Regions from separate parts of the Homo sapiens genome. Here region 1 is linked to region 2. A link is an interaction called in ENCODE POLR2A ChIA-PET data of the cell type or tissue named here. Cell type or tissue: Panc1. All regions are shown on one strand.

The links. ChIA-PET counts read pairs that join two places held together with the same protein. Peaks named below come from ENCODE experiments on the same cell type or tissue, not always from the same donor. Only the 100,000 strongest peaks of a DNase experiment are listed, where the experiment ranks them.
Region 1: POLR2A ChIA-PET joins it to region 2 with 11 read pairs; 2 of 35 experiments call an interaction of 5 or more read pairs at or near these places.

What each region holds. Positions count from the first base shown.
Region 1 is chr3:69,992,616-70,000,615 of GRCh38, reverse strand. It overlaps SAMMSON (survival associated mitochondrial melanoma specific oncogenic non-coding RNA), which reads right to left and starts at 883. Exons shown (of 5, transcript NR_190186.1): 1 at 749-883. In Panc1, no CTCF peak of the experiment used is centred here; no DNase peak of the experiment used is centred here.
Region 2 is chr3:68,494,729-68,502,728 of GRCh38, reverse strand. The region is part of intron 3 of TAFA1 (TAFA chemokine like family member 1); the gene reads right to left. It overlaps LOC105377146 (a long non-coding RNA gene), which reads right to left and starts at 2,092. Exons shown (of 2, transcript NR_135532.1): 1 at 1,795-2,092. In Panc1, no CTCF peak of the experiment used is centred here; no DNase peak of the experiment used is centred here.

The sequences.
Region 1 (8,000 bases), 1.5 Mb before region 2:
AGAACATTCTGTTATGTGAAAAGAGAAATGTTTTATACACTCCTGCTATTTGCTAAACAGAAATATGTTTACATTTGGCATAACGTCTTGCTTTTGGTTTTGCTAGCTTTTTGAGAATATCCTTTTTCATTTAATCTTGAACACAGATACAAAATGTGGGTGAAAGAGGAATATTGTCAATATATATCATTGTACCATTATATTATAGTTCTATAAGTTAAAATTACAACAATAATAACTTTATCTCTATCACAAGTGAAACGGTACGGGTTCCCTTGTCCTCCTCTCAGGGCGTGTGATGGGAGTGTGGCTCGTTTCTTCAGCGCCCCGCTGCTCAGACCTCTAGAGGAGCATACAGACAGGCAGGCTGTGGGGCTCCGATCCCACGACAGTGTCTAGGGCTGACTGTTTACAGCTCCCGAAGCCCCAGTGGACGTGTGTGCTCCTGAAGCCCCAGCAGGCGTGTGTTACTGGGTGCTCTCTTAGTTTGCCGTCTATAGGCAGCTTGTGTTAGCTCAATTGGACCCTCTACCTTATCGCAAGGACAGAGGGCTTTCTGTATCCCCGGATTTCTCGCCTTGGTGTACCGGAAAAATTGGTCACACGTGGCTTGGAGAATGAGTGCAAAGTTGTATTGAGTGGAAGTAGCTCTCCGGTGATGGGGGAGCGAGAAGGGAGGTGGTTTTCCCCTGGAGTAGGGCAGCTCGGCGGCCCCAGCTCTCCTCCCACTGCCCCAGCCAAACTCCACCTTGTCCCGCTGGTCAATGGCCTGCCGGTGCCTGTCTGTGTGCTCTTCCCCCAGCGGGCTCTCCATGACCAGCCACCTGTGTCTTCTTCCCCGGATGTGTTCCTCAAATGTCTAGCGACTTCAGTGTGTCTGCCCGCTAGGGCCTGCGGGGGGCGGTTTTTATAGGCCCAGGTTGGGGGCGTGGCCGGCAAGGGTAGGCTTGGAAAATACAACATTTGGGCGGGAAAGCAGGAGCGCCTGTCCTCACCTAGATCCATGGGGGTAGAGCCGAGCCAGGGACCCGCCTTCCTCTACCCCTCACTTCCCTTCCCCACTTCCGTATCATTTAAAGGGACCACGCTCTTCCGTTCCCGGTACTCCCGTATCACAAGTGGGCTATGATATCATGTGGGAACTATTTGGTTGCAGTTACACTTATAAAACAAAAGCTACTTCTCCGTAAACTATAAAAAGCAGGTTTTTATCTCAGAAAGGATTGTTAATAATAAATGACCACTATTTATGGAGCTCTTGGATTCACAAGAAGTGAGTCACCAATGACAAATTACGTATCTTACGTCTCAGTGCTGAGAATAGTGCCTGGCACTTAGTAGGTACTTAGTAGATATTTGTTGAATAAGTAAATACTTCTTCTACAAGCCGGGTATTGCTTTAAGTCATGGTTACATCTGTCAAAGACAAAACTAAGTTCGAGACAAAATGAACAAAGGCTGTTTATTCATAAATTGATGGCAAGGGAACCCATCTGCTGTCAGTTTCGTTTCAGCAGGGTTCCCGGGTGTTAGAGAGGAGAGTGATTTTTATAGAATAAAAAAGGATAGGCTGAGACAGCCTCTGACTGCTGAGGGTTCTATAAAGGTGAGATTTCTGGAAGCCAGGGTGACTTTCTAATTGATCTTCAGGTACATTTGACTGCCCTTTGTTGGCTGGGAGGGAGCAAACAAGCAGTCTGGGGACATTCTGGAAATGAATGCTAGGAACAGAAGGTTTTCCGTGGCCAGCCATTTCCTGGAACATGTAGTGCTCAATGGGGTGCCTTTTTTACAGTCAAACTGTCAGGATGGTCCTTTATGAGAAGCTGACTGCTTGGGCCAGTTTCTAACATCTGGGTTCTCTCCCCGACTTCAATCTCTCTCTCACTCTTGCTCTCTCTCTCTCTCAAAAACAAAAACAAAAACAAAACAACAAACAAAAAAAACCTGTCACCTAATTGGCAAAAACCTCCTAGAAAAATAAAAATAAGTCAGTTTTAAATTGAAAAACATTATTACCACTCAAAAATCCTAAATGCAGTAAAAATAGGAGTGATATAACCTCATATGTTCACGAGAACTCATCTGATGCAAGTAAACCTGCATTTTTATATTCAAGTCTTATTTAATCATGGCTGTGGTCTTAGGACAAAGATAAGTTCAATATTTTACGGAAGTTTGATTGATAGCAGTGAAGCATTGTCCTAAAGATTCAGGAACACGCTTTTTATAGATGTTATTGGAGTGCAAAATAGCCACCTTAAAAAAAAAAAGCTTACAAGGATTCACAACCTTTCTAGTGGCTTTGTCTTTATTTATTCATTTATAAAGCAGCTATCTAGGGGGAGAGTATTAGTGGCCATGGGAAATTTTAAGTAGAAATTAAATAGACCTTTGGCTTCATGCCCAGAAAAATATGTCAGTCCTGTGCAGAAAACCAGGCAAAAGATAAAAAAGATTCCATTATATCTATAATACAATCTTCTTATGGCTTTAGTACAAGTTTCTTTTCTGCTAACAGAAGTCCCTGCAGAAGGTTTAAACAATCTCAACAATTTCATTATGTGAGCGTAGCTAAATCCAATAATGTAAAAGGGCCTAGAGAGCCTTCCCATATGCTTGGTTCCATACCCTTTCCTTCTAGGGGAAGTCAAAGAACTTGGCTCTCAGGAAGCTGATTCTACTCCAATTGCCCGCAGCACAAATCTTGCATTGTTGACATCGAGGAAGCTCTCCTGAGGACACACAAAGAAGAGAAGGAGCCATTAGAATTTCTCATGACCCTGCTTTGAGCCAAATCCAGCTTCACTTAAATGAATGAAAATGCTTGTTATATGGCCCAAGAAACTACTTTGTCCATTTGAAAATTAATTAGACCATAGCTAGATGAACAACCCTAAGATGCTTTCACAATGTTCTTAGATGCATGACCCTGGCTGAGTTCCCAATTTTAACAAGTTTATCCTAAAGCAAAAACTTGGCCTTTTGGCTAAGCTAGTGCTACAATTATAATGCTTTCCTGAGTGGTGGCAGCTAAAGCATAACCTCGCCAGAAAAGAGTTAGTTAGGAAGAGAGTAGTTAAAACTTTTGCATGCAAGCTAACAGAAGATATTTTAAAGGCATTTTTTTGTTGTTGTTTTGAGGAGCCAATTTAGTTATTCATTTCACAGCTGGGCTTGGAGAAAATGTTAAAATCTTATATATGTCATGATTCACTCCAGATTAAAACTCCTTGAGGGCACAGATTATGTTGTTCCTTGTAGTATTTTAAGTATAGTGGTACCAAAAGTTGGTAGATTGACTAGAAGCATAAAACACAGATTCAGATGTAAATTCTTTTTTCAAGGTGTCACACTGAGGATGTTCACGGCTGGTCATTGATAAGAGAGAATCTTCAGGTGTATAATATTCTGAGCCACTCCATCACAAAGAGACTAATAACTACTTTAAAAAGTAATCTATACATATACCTAACGTAAATGATGAGTTAATGGGTGCAGCACACCAACATGGCACATGTATACATACGTAACAAACCTGCAAGTTGTGCACATGTACCCTAGAACTTAAAGTATAATAAAAAATAAATAAAAAGTAATCAATACATTGCCCCATTTAAGAATGTCCTTAATAAATATTAGGGGTGATTGTATAACTGATGCTTAACTATCTATAATGTGGAATTGAGAGAGAGAAAATCAGAGTTGGATACACTGCATGAGAAATAAAATTCCACCCAAATTACCAAAAATAGAGAAATTATGGAAAGGGTGCCCAACTCACAACTTCTTTATTGATTAAAGAGAAAAAAGTCTTGCAAGGTGGCTCTATCCCTATCATAGCTGATCAGGACAAGGACAGACATCTCATTCCTGAGGAGCTGATTCATTGATAAATGACAACCAATTGCGTTCTCTCTGTGTCCCATTTGGGATCTCTCTAAATCTTTTCTGCACATGCTGTCTCTTTCTGGGGCAGCCAATTGAGGATCTTTGCATATAAATAAACACACGTGCCAGTTGACCTCTGTAGAGAAGCAGAATAATATATATATATGGTTCAGGTGTTGAGTCGGGGACAGAGACAAGAGGCCATGTCGGCTTTAGTTTTTTAATACAAAGGAAGATTATAAAAGTCTGAGAAAGAACGATGAAGCAGGCCACCTTGTATTCTTAAGAATTCGCTCCTCTTGCTCACCTGCCTCTGTACAATTTCTATGTTTTTGATATTTTGGGTGGAATTTTATTTTCAATGCAGTATATCCAACTCTGATTTTTTTTTTCTGCCCTCAACCCCATATTACAGATATTTAAGCATCAGTTATATCGCCATCCATAATATTTATTAAGGACCTTCCTAAATGTAGCAACCTACAGGTTACTTTTTAAAGTAGTTATCAGTCTCTCTGTGAGTGGAATGGCTCAGAATATCTCTCTGTTCAAATGCATAGACATCTGCAGATAAATGGTACTTTTGAATTTTTCCTAATGTAGCTCATCATTTTAGCAGAATTTTGACTGGCCTCCCTAATTCCAGATTATTTCTATTTCCTTGTATGACCTTAACTGGGGACTGATCAGCATCCTTTTTTATGTCCCCCCAAAGAATGTCTTCTGGGTCTGGGCTCTCAAAAATCTCACGTGGTTAGAAATCTTTGGGTGGTGCAGTACCACAACTCTGAATAAAGAGACATTAAATACCTCCTCTTATGCTGTATATTGATAAGGACTTGTGTTGATCTATATACATCTGGGTCAAAACAGAATACTTTGAATTTAGTTAAAGAAGTCATATCGTTTCCTTTTGTGGAGGCACATGACATCTCCAGAATGAAATCTTTCCCCAAATGACATGACAGCATTAGCCACTTTTTTTTTTTTTCTTGAGATTGAGTTTTGCTCTTGTTGCCCAGGCTGAAGTGCAATGGCATGATCTCAGCTCACTGCAACCTCTGCCTCCCAGGTTCAAGCGATTCTCCTGCCTCAGCCTCCCTAGTAGCTGGGATTACAGGCATGTGCCACTATGCCTGGCTAATTTTTTTTTTTTTTTTTTTTTTTTTTAGTAGAGACGAGCTTTCTCCATGTTGGTCAGGCTGGTCTCAAACTCCCTACCTCAGGTAATCCACCCACCTCAGCCTCCCAAAGTGCTGGGATTATAGGCGTGAGCCACCACGCCCGGCCAGCATTAGCCACTTTTAGTTTATCTGAAACCCGCTGGAGGTCGCCCCTGCTTGCAAGGAGAAAGGGTTCTGGGCCCATAACTTGGTTTCCTTAAGGCATGCTTAAATGCTTGGCTTCTCCAGATTTGCTGAGATGCCCCTTTATCGTTTCAATGAACTCCCCCTTACTTGGGCTCACTCATGTTGAATTCTGTCCCCAGGATTTTGAAGTGCTTTCACCATCTGCCCAAACAACTAAAACTTTCACAGAACGTTTAACAAGTATCCGAAACAGTAGATGGTTTCAGTTCCTATCTTCTGTATTTCCTCTTCCACTTGGAGGAGAACTGACAGGGATCATCTTCAAAAAGTGGGGTTGACTAATGAAAGTTTAAGAAAGCACTACAGAGGCTCCCAGGCTGGCTAACAGGTTCTATGTGAACCATGATGGATTAAACAGAAAGCCTTATATGACAAATATGCAAACACAACTTATCACACTCAAATTAAAGTGGTAAATATAAAAATATAAATATAACAATAATAGACACATTTTCTGTGGTGCTTTACAGTTTTCAAAGCACTTTAAAATACCTTATCATGGTTCATTCTCACAACAGACTAGGTGGGAGGGAGGCAATTTATGCCCAGATTGCAGGTGGAGAAACTGATCTTCCAAGAGGCGAAGAGACCTTGCTGGAAGAACAAAGCTGAATCGTGGGTAAGGGCACACGTGGTACAGTCAGAGACTGGGGTTGGAATTTTGGTTCCCACTTTTTATTAGCTGAATGGATTGGGACAAATTATTTAATCTGTCTATGCCTTGATTTATTTATCTGGAAAATTGAACAAAATGCTGAGCACTGCTGTGAGAGCTACAGATGCATGATTCTCCCAACAACCCTATATAAAGTAGGATACCCATTTGACAGATAAAGAAACCGAGGCAAGCAAAGATTCAGGAACTTGCTTAAGATTACACAGAGTAAGTGGCAGAGGCAGGCTGCAAGCCCAGGCAATGTGCTACCATTGTACAGCCTCCGTACCTCTTTCATTGGTTGGTGAGAGGAGTAAATAACACCATGAATTGACTGTAAGTCTAGCATAGTGAGAGTTCAATATGCACTAATAATCCATTCCTATTTGTAAAGAGCCCCTCTTACTTACTGGCTGTCTTTCACTATAGAATGGAAGCTCCACAAAGGCAAAGGTAATGGATTTGTTCACCATTATGTAATCAAGGTCCCTGGGTTTCAGAGTATACACTGGGAAAAAGTACCTATTTGTAACTGTTACACCTTGAGTTCTTGTTGTTTCATGAATGTTCCAGGAAGAAGCTCAGCCCTGGAATAGCAAAAATGGGTTGGATCCAGAGATGCCTGAGTTAGACATGAACTTTAGTGAACTCCCCTCATTGCCCTACTAAAAACCCTGCCCAGGGAGGAGCTTATTGGCCATTTTCTATACACGTGATGTATGTGGAAGCATGATCAGTGACTGCACACACGCTGTGGTGACGCCAGCTCTACATACAATGACTCAGCTAACAAGCCCAAGAAAAGCCCTGTTTTTACCTTTGTTTGGAGAGCTACTGCTTTGGGAACTATGCCCAGTGCCCTCCTTACCTGTTGTAAGTAATAGTAATAATATCTGTTTAATAAATCCTTCTCGGTTGTGGTCATCTGACTATCACCCACCAAGCAATGGAACCCACCCATGAGTGACAATATGAGCCCTAGAACATAAAATGGTACAAAATGGGGGCTTGGAAAATTAATAGTTGAGGGAATGAATGAATGAGTAAATGCGACTTATATTTTGAAGTCTTTTTGGAAGTTGAGGAAGGAGGGGGCCAGAACAGAAGCATGAGTTATTATCCCTAAGCGTATTCTCCAAAACAGATACACTTCAACAATTTTAAAGAAATACCATTAATGTAAAAATTAAGGCTCTGATGAAAAGCATCTTTGGAATCAGAGTGAAATATACAATTGAAGCTTCAGAGGTCAGACCTTAAGACACATAGAAAGGTGGTAGAGGGCTGTTTTGTGTACGTGTGCACTTGCTCACCCACCAATGTTGCAAACCCTGCCTCCTTCTTCCCCCATCCTCCTCCAGTCTTGCATGCACCCCACCACAGCCTCTGTACCTCAGAGGAGAGAATTTGGCTGCACCCCTGGGCACAATAAACCAGTCTGAGGGCTGAATGGATCTTAAACCTCCTGAGTCCTATCTCAGTTTTCTATCACCCCTTATGACCTTAAATGCCCCCCAAAGAATTTCATAAATAGACTAGGATCCAAATTAAAGAACTAGATTGAACTTAGGCAGAAAAGTGAGAGTGTCCTTTAAATGCCAATAGGCATTGCCTTTGGCATAACAAAGGAGTTAAAACATAATTAAGATCTGAAGACTGATTACAGGAATGTGTATGATTATTTTTATTATTTTTCTTCTTTCTATCTTTGTGATAGGATGTGATCAACCTCTGCCATGCTCCGTTGCTTAGTAGCAGACAGTCAGAGTTTTAATTATATACTAAAATAAGCTAAAGAACAGAAAACTGCTTTATGTCTAATACGTATATATCAAGAAAGGCATGTGACAGCATCTAAATTGCTTTAGTGCCTGATAAAGAGTGTCTCCGGTAGGGTTGTCATCAAAAGATCACGACTGGAGTAGGAAAGTATTATTAATAAAGCTGCTACTCTCTTTATATGTCCTCCATTGTTTGTGATTCCTTGTTAGAAGCTAGAAATGAATTTTTATCTACCACTAATTTCATCAGGTTTTTTTTTTTTTTGAGTCTGGGAGAAAAAAAAACTTTTGTCAATTCCACTG
Region 2 (8,000 bases):
ATTAAGAAGGAGCTGTTTTACTTGGGAGGGTGAAGGTGAATGTGGCAGATCAAAAGTACATGGGGCTGGGGAGAATCAGGGGGGAATAGGCAAGCAGAAAAAAATAACTGGGTCCTCTCTGAAATAACTCTAATTTCTCATAATCTGCTATATTGGTAGTATTGACATGGTGTCTATTGTCTGTGATTATTAGTATGACTGTCTACATTCATCTGTGTTTCCAGAAAAATAATCAGTTTCTACCCAGTTTGTCAATTTTTAGTAATCCATCAATGGTCTGAAATAATTAGGATATTAATGCCCAAAATAGTATATTTGGGCATGGTAGCTGAGGTTTCATAAGTAACTATTTTGTGTTTGGTGAAAGTCTTTTTTTTTCTGTGTGTTCTAAAGCACAAGAAGGCTCAAATTTAATTTTCTGAGTAAGCAATAAAAAGAGTAATTATAAACCTTATCTGTAAAACAGAATTAATTATAGGGTTGCTATGAAGATTAAGTAACTTAATATGTTTAAATTGCTTAGAATGATGCCCTTGCTATGAAGCAACCATTATATCATGATTATTACTCATTTAATATAAGAGAGCAAAAATAGTATTATAAAAAGTAAATCAAACTACGTCCTCCACTTGCTTGAAAGCCCTTCAAGGTTTTCTCACTTTGCCAAATCAGTAAAGAATTTCCATGTACTAAGGCCCAGCTTGAATGATTGGGTTTCTAACCTCCCAAATAGTTTGGATTATTTTTCTTCTAGCTTACTTTGATTTTCTTTCCTGGAGGAGATCAAGATTTTCCTGCCAGAGGGCCTTGGCACCTGCTTTTCCTATGCATGTCCACACTACACGTCTCTATGCTGTGTCCAAACTACACTTCTGTTGGCTAGTTGCTCCTCCTCTTTCTTATGGGACATGGCTTCAATATCACTTTCTCCTGGATACTGTCCTTGCTAAAAGAGATTCATTCCCCCATTACTAATTTCTATTTCTTCTCCTTTTGGCTATGGTCAAATAATAGCCTAATTATAACCTGCAGTTTGTAAATTATCCACTGACCACAGTTTTGTCTATCCTTCCAACTCTCTGCAACTTACCTGTCCACTGTCATCACTCTTGTGGTTCCCGCATTTAGCACAGTGTTTAGATATTCATGGTATATATTGATTAAATATTTGGTAAACAAACATAATTTCCAAATAGTTTTCATTTCCATTTCTGGAAAGTAGAGTTAAGTAAGTATTTTATAAGTATGATTATTTTATACACTCTCATGGTAGGTATTATCAATTCTCTTATTTTAATAACATTTTCAGATTATTTATTTATTGCTTTGCATATTCCGTGGCTTTTTTCCTCAAAGGATTTGAGATGACAAATTCTGTCAAGCCTCGGTTATGACCTGCATTCACTTAAGGCATGGTTTGACTTCGCAGTATTCATTTTATACAGTAATTCAATTTTCAATAGAGTCAGCAAAAGATGAGAGAATTAAGAGTAAAAAGATCTAAGTTTGGAACTAGATATTTACAGATTTTTGGCTCCCTAAAACATTTTCCCTTTTTTTTTTTTTTTTTTTTTCAGACAGGGTCTCACTCTGCTACACAGGCTGGGGTGCAGTGTCATGATCTCAGCTCACTACGACCTCTTCCTCCTGGATTCAAGTGATTCTCGTGCCTCAGCCTCCCGAGTAGCTGGGACTATAGGCGCTTGCCACCATGCCTGGCTAATTTTTTTTGTATTTTTAGTAGAGCCAGGATTTCAACATGTTGGCCAGGTTGGTCTCAAGTGATTTACTCACCTCAGGCTCCCAAAGTGCTGGGATTACAGGTGTGAGCCACCATGCCTGGCCCATTTTCCCCCTCTTTTGATAGCTGAATCTCAATTTCCTTTGGAGAATCATCTAGTTTCTACTCTCTGTTCATGAACTTCTGAAGTGGGGGTGTGCCTTCATCTTGATTAATCATAAATCGTGATCTTCTGGTCACAGTGATTGCTTAGGGTAGGAATAGGCAAACTTTTTTTTTTCCATAAAAGACCAGATAATAAATATTTCAGCCTTGTACGTCACATACTCATTGTCACAGCTACTCAATTCTGTCATGACATCACAAAAGCAGCATAGATGATATATAAACAAATGGGTGTGACTAAGTTACAATAAAACTTTATTAAAAACTAGTGGTGGACCAGACTTAGTCAGTGGATTGTTGCTTGCTGACTCCTAGTTTAGAGTACTGCTCCTCAAAGGGTGATTATCTGTTTGTTATTGCTGGTCTGTAACAAGTACAGACATTAAGAAGTTTTATAACAATTGGGCAGGGAATTTTATGTCTGAGAAGTCTAAAAACAAAGAATTTGGGCTTATATTTTATGTCCTTTCATTTTATTTTCATGCTAATTCATTTTTATTGTATTTTACAAAAGTATCGGCCCATGACAGATTGGGTATTTTTTAAGAAGAATAAAAAGGTCCTTCATGATGGAGAGTTTGAAAAGCACTGGTTTAGAACACAACATGACTTAAGCCAAGCCCATTAACCCAAACCAAGCTGATCCCATGACTCACCTAAAGAGACAGATTTCCTCCATTGGCACTCAAACCCAGAAAAAATGTGAGCTTGGAGTTGTTTAGAGCCATGTCAAAGAGCCTAGGAAGGAAGCCAACATAGTAGAAGGCACAACCAAAAGATGGGATGGAATGGGATGGAAACTGAGCACAGATGGCATCATTTGAGGCTATGCCTTAAGAAAACCTGTGGTTTATTATCGTGTACTTGCAGTCTGCTTCCCTCACTAATAAGCTTTATCCCTGGACTTTACTTGAATATAAGACTACAATTCCTTCCTGCTTCTTAAAAAAAAAAAAAAAAAGGAAAAGAAAAAAAAATTCAGTTTGAATTGGGTTTTCTGTCACTGATAACCAAGAGAATCTTGACAGACATACATTTTCAAAACTGCCCTTTGCTTCTAATAACTACCTGTGAGATATTAGAAAAATCACCTCCATTATTCATACGTTTATTTCTGCTACTATAAAACTAATGGGGTTTTATCAAATAATACCTTAGTTCTACTAGAACTTTAAAATGTGTTTTTGGTGGGGTTCACTCACCACACACTGGCTCACAGCCTGGCCCTCGCCCATAAGATAAATAAATACATAAAATAAAGTGTATTTTAGCTTACCTTTTCATGGTTAAATTGAAGATATTTATGATCTACATTTAAAACGTGAATTCAGAAATTTTAGTTTGTAGCATGTCTTCTCAAAAAAAAAAAAAAAAAAGAAAGGAACACAGAAAGAAAGAAAACAAAGAAGCAAGCTAGCTCCAAACAATAAACAAAAACAAAAAGCAAAAATACCCTCTCTACTAAGAATTCAAGGTTTGGTTCAGTCTGCCATTTTGGCAATGGCAGGCTTAAGAATGATTTGAATGCATCAATAAGCAGTAAGTAGCTTTTTTTTTTCTTTTAACATATAAAGAGTTTCTATGAAAAATTCTACCCTAGATATTTGTTATTCATATTAGTTTGTCCCTGACAAACAAAATGAGTTGTTTAGTATAAATGAAAATTCTGCACAGATCTCAGAAGATATTTTAATACCTAGGCTGCTTTAAAAGAGTAAGGAAAAATCGTATCTCTTTGATGATTTCTCCAGTTCCATTTTAATGACAAGAAGTTGACTACTTTAGTTTCTACCAGGATAAAGGGAAAAGACTGTTGCAAAAGTAGGAGAGAGAAAATTTACTTCTAGGCCCCAGCCTATACATGTCAAAAATCCCTTTTGCTGGAGACAGGCTTTCAAAGCTCCATTTCCCAGTAAGTGTTAAAAAATATATCTCCTTTACTCATGAAAGTCCCTGAAGACCATTTTAGTCAATCACGCTGGCAGCCAACCCTCTATACACAAGAATTACTTCAAATGTTTCTTTCTACATGGTGGCCACTAAAATAGTTTTCTCTCTCTCTCTCAAAAAAAAAAAAAAAAAAAAAAAAAAAAAAAAAAAGCCACCAAACGGCTTTGGGAGGAATTTTTATAATCCCAAATAGCCTTCTTCTAATCCTCTACTTGAATCAGCCTTCGAAGGAAAACTATCTTTGTGCCCTCAAGCTGTCTTGCATTTTCAGTGACATCTTGGGCTCTGTAATTACCATGTTTTCAGCCAAGGTCAGACATGGTCTTTTTTCCTTAAAATAATAAATTTCTCTGCTTTAAGGAAATGCAGATACTCAGACCCACTTAGCAACAATATGCTTTTGTAATTTGGTATTCATATTTTGCACAGCTGTGGCATTGTTCTTAGCCCCCAGCTTACGTTTAATCTCTGATTTATAACCCTGCCTCCTAGGTGTATCTTTGAGAGTGGGGACATTGACTAATTCATCTTTGCATCCCCAGTGCCTGGCTCAATACATATGTGTGGATTAAATGATTACAAAATAATATAATAATTATTGAGGACTTTCTCCATTCCAGGTGCTATTATAAATACTTTTCACACTTTTCATCCTCATTGCAACTTCATGAGGTAGACACTATCCTTATGCCCATTTGACAGATGAGGAAAAAGAAGCAAAAGGTTATACAACAACCAGTAATTGCCCAGCTAGGATCAAACTCTGATCTAGAATCTCTTAACTATTTGACAATACCAAGTGCCTCAAGCTACGTTGGTAAAGAATGTACTTAGTATCAAGCAAAGAGTTAGTAATGGAAGTCACCTATTCTCCCCAGAGTAGCATCAGATCCAAGTGGATCCTTTGGAAAAAGTTCAATTAGTGGGTTACCAGGTGGAGATAATTTTCCTGTAGCAATGACTGCTGAGCATTTTTCTCTATCCATGCCATCACTCCCAAGGGCAAGCTATTATCCTCTTCCACCTGGGCTACAGCTATTTCTATGCACAGCAGTCAAAGCTGTACTAAGAAACAAATGAACAAACACAAAACCATTCTGCCTGTGTCATTCCGCTACTGCAAAGACTTTATTATATATCCAAATAGGATAAAGTCAGGATCCTCCTCTGATTGTGGAAGGTCCTTTGTGAGTACTCCACTTGTCATTTCAGGCTCCTTGCAAGATCATTTCCCATTCAGCACACTCTGTCTACTTTTGTTTCCTGGAAGGAACCAGGCTGTTTCCTAGCTTAGGACATTTGCTCAGGCTGATTCTTCTGCCAGGCACATTACCAACCTCCCACCCTTCCACCCTCCCAACTGACATATTTCTACTCATCCTTCCTTTATGTCTTAGCTTGGCTAGGAAAGAGTTTCTTGATACCTCTCAATCTTAGACCACATTAGATTATTGTAATGTGCACAGTCATAGGTGTGTCTTGCTCTTCTAACAATTACCTTTTAAATATCTTCCTACCAGCCTTGCCATATTGCTATTATCTATCATAATGTCTGCCATGTTGCTGACATTCCAGTGGCCTACTAACCAGAATGCATTAATGAATGAGTGGACATATGTTAAAGAATTAAAGTTGGGTTAATTCTTAGAACCACTGCCTTAGAGATGATAAAGCATCTAGAACATATCTTGAAAGCATGATTAGCTGGTAGAGTACTGAAATAGTTTAGCCAAGGACATTGGCAATCAGAAAAAAGGTGGTATTATAATCATGTCTAATACATGCCAAACACTTACAATGTACAAGGCATCATTCTAAGCACTGTACCAAGTGGCCATTTTCTTTTTTCCACTGGGCTTTTTCATGAAGGCAGTTCAAAGGTCTCTCTCTCTCTACTAAAAGCTGACAAGAAGTAACAACAGCAGTAGCAGTAGCATTGATGGTAATAGTAATGATGATGATGATGGTGTTGTGGGGATAGAATCTTACTGTATGTTATATTATTTATATGCAGTATAATCATATGTTGTCCTAAGGACCACCCCATGATATAGGTAATGGTATCACCCCCACCATAGAGAAGAAAATGACACAGAAGGGTTAAGGAACTGTGTAAATTTACATGCATAATTACGGCAGAGCCAGGACTCACATCAACCCAGTCTTGACACTTGGGTCCCATATTCTTAACCACTGTGCTTGACAACATCTGTTCCAGTTATCTTTCACTCAAAATTAGGTGGCTCAAAACAACACAGTATCTTGATTTCATCTTTGGTCATCTAAAGGTTCAACTGGGCTGGATGGACACATCTAAGATGGCTTACTTGTAGGACTGGCAGTTGATGCTGCTGTTGCCTGAAAGCCCATTAAGTCTGTTAACTGGAGAACCTACACGTAACATCTCCAGGTGGCTTGGGCTTCTCAGAGCATTGAGACTAGCTTTTGACAAGAAACAGCCCATAGGGACCATTGCAAGATACTAAAGGAAGCTGCAAGATTTCATACGACCTAGTCTTGGAAGTTCAGACTTCTCTAACATTTTATTGGTCAAGGAAGCACTCAGGACAGCCCAGGTTGAAGGGGAGAGGAATTACAGTCAACTACTCAATATTAGAAACAGCATCTTCTGGAAGGCCATCTTGGCAACTATCTACCACAATATCCTGGCTGTTTTCCTAATTTATTCACATTTACAACTGATTCTCGTTAACGCTGATCTTTCTGCGTAAAAGGGTAGGCCTTGCTACCCTCCTTGCATGTCTCACTAGGGAACAACTTTTGGTATCCTTTAGCCAAACCACAGACACAGTGATATTTGATTTGAGAAGGTCTGTTGTTTGTCTTTTTTTTTTTTTTTTTTTTTTTTTTTTTGCTTCAGGGAAAGAAGGTTCACTATCGTTGTTATTTCAAGAGGCAAGTGAGAAAATCCTGCAGAATAAACAGAAGCACTTCAAAGGACGCTTCTGAAATCACTATCTGCACAGATCACTTTTCCTTTTAAGCCTGTGAAGGAAGTTTGGCATTGCCTAACTTGCTTTCATGTAAATTCCTTTCTTGGTTTCCTTTCTTTCTTGATCCACATGTGAGCCTGGAGAGCATGTGTCTTTCTCCACCCTCACAATCAAACCTGAGTTGTTTTAGATACCTGTCCTCGGGCCATGCCTGCAGCAGTGTGGACTGTAGATCATTCAAAATGATCAAGAAAGTTAGTTGGTAGGTTAGTTGGAAAACTCGGTGGAAGCAATAAATGACAACTTGATCCACGCATCTTGTATACATTTCAGTCTAACTAAAATCAATGAAACGTACACTTATTTGCCGACTTTTAAATGTAAGGCCAAGGACTTTCCTTGGATTAAGAATTCATATATTGAGGTCCCAAGCAGTCATTCTTGCATACACTAAATTTATTATGCATCATCTTTGATGCCTAGTTTTTAAGTAAAATGACAACTTAATGCAGAACATATAATACTTCCAATTGTTTTTAAATGATTTTGCCAACCTGCAAAACAGAGAAAAGAAGTTGCTCTTTTTACCTAACCTTCAGATTTAACTCTTTTTCTTGTCCAACTCGTATTCCATTCCTTTATATAATATTTAATTAAATTATGTATTTCAATAGTAAGTGCTACAGGCACAAATGGGTTTGGAAGCACCAAATGTTGCTAAGTATACAGCTCAACTGCTGAGAACAAAAGTGCTCAGATGAACTAGAAAGTGTCCTACAAGCCTGAAGCCTGTGTTGTGGGTGTCCACTGGGATTTTTATATACAGAATGGAGAACATCAGTTAACCTGTTGTATTGGTTAGAGGTCAGTTAATAGAGCTTCTGTTGTTTTCTTTTCTTTTCTTTTCTTTTGTTTTTACTCTAGTTGTCTCTTAATCTCATTGATAACCATGTTGTCCACAGTACAGAGAAGAATCTAGACTTTCAGCCTGATCTTTTTGTTAACGTCCTATGGAATCCAAGCCAAGTTTAAACAAAATTGATCATTTTTAAAGCACATTATTTGTGCCAGGCACTATTTTAAGTGCATTGTATGTTTTATCTAATCTTATCCTTATAATAACCCTATGAGGTAGTGTGTCAATTAGGAATTGCATTAAGCTGTTAGTGCAGAAATAACAGAGGCTTAAA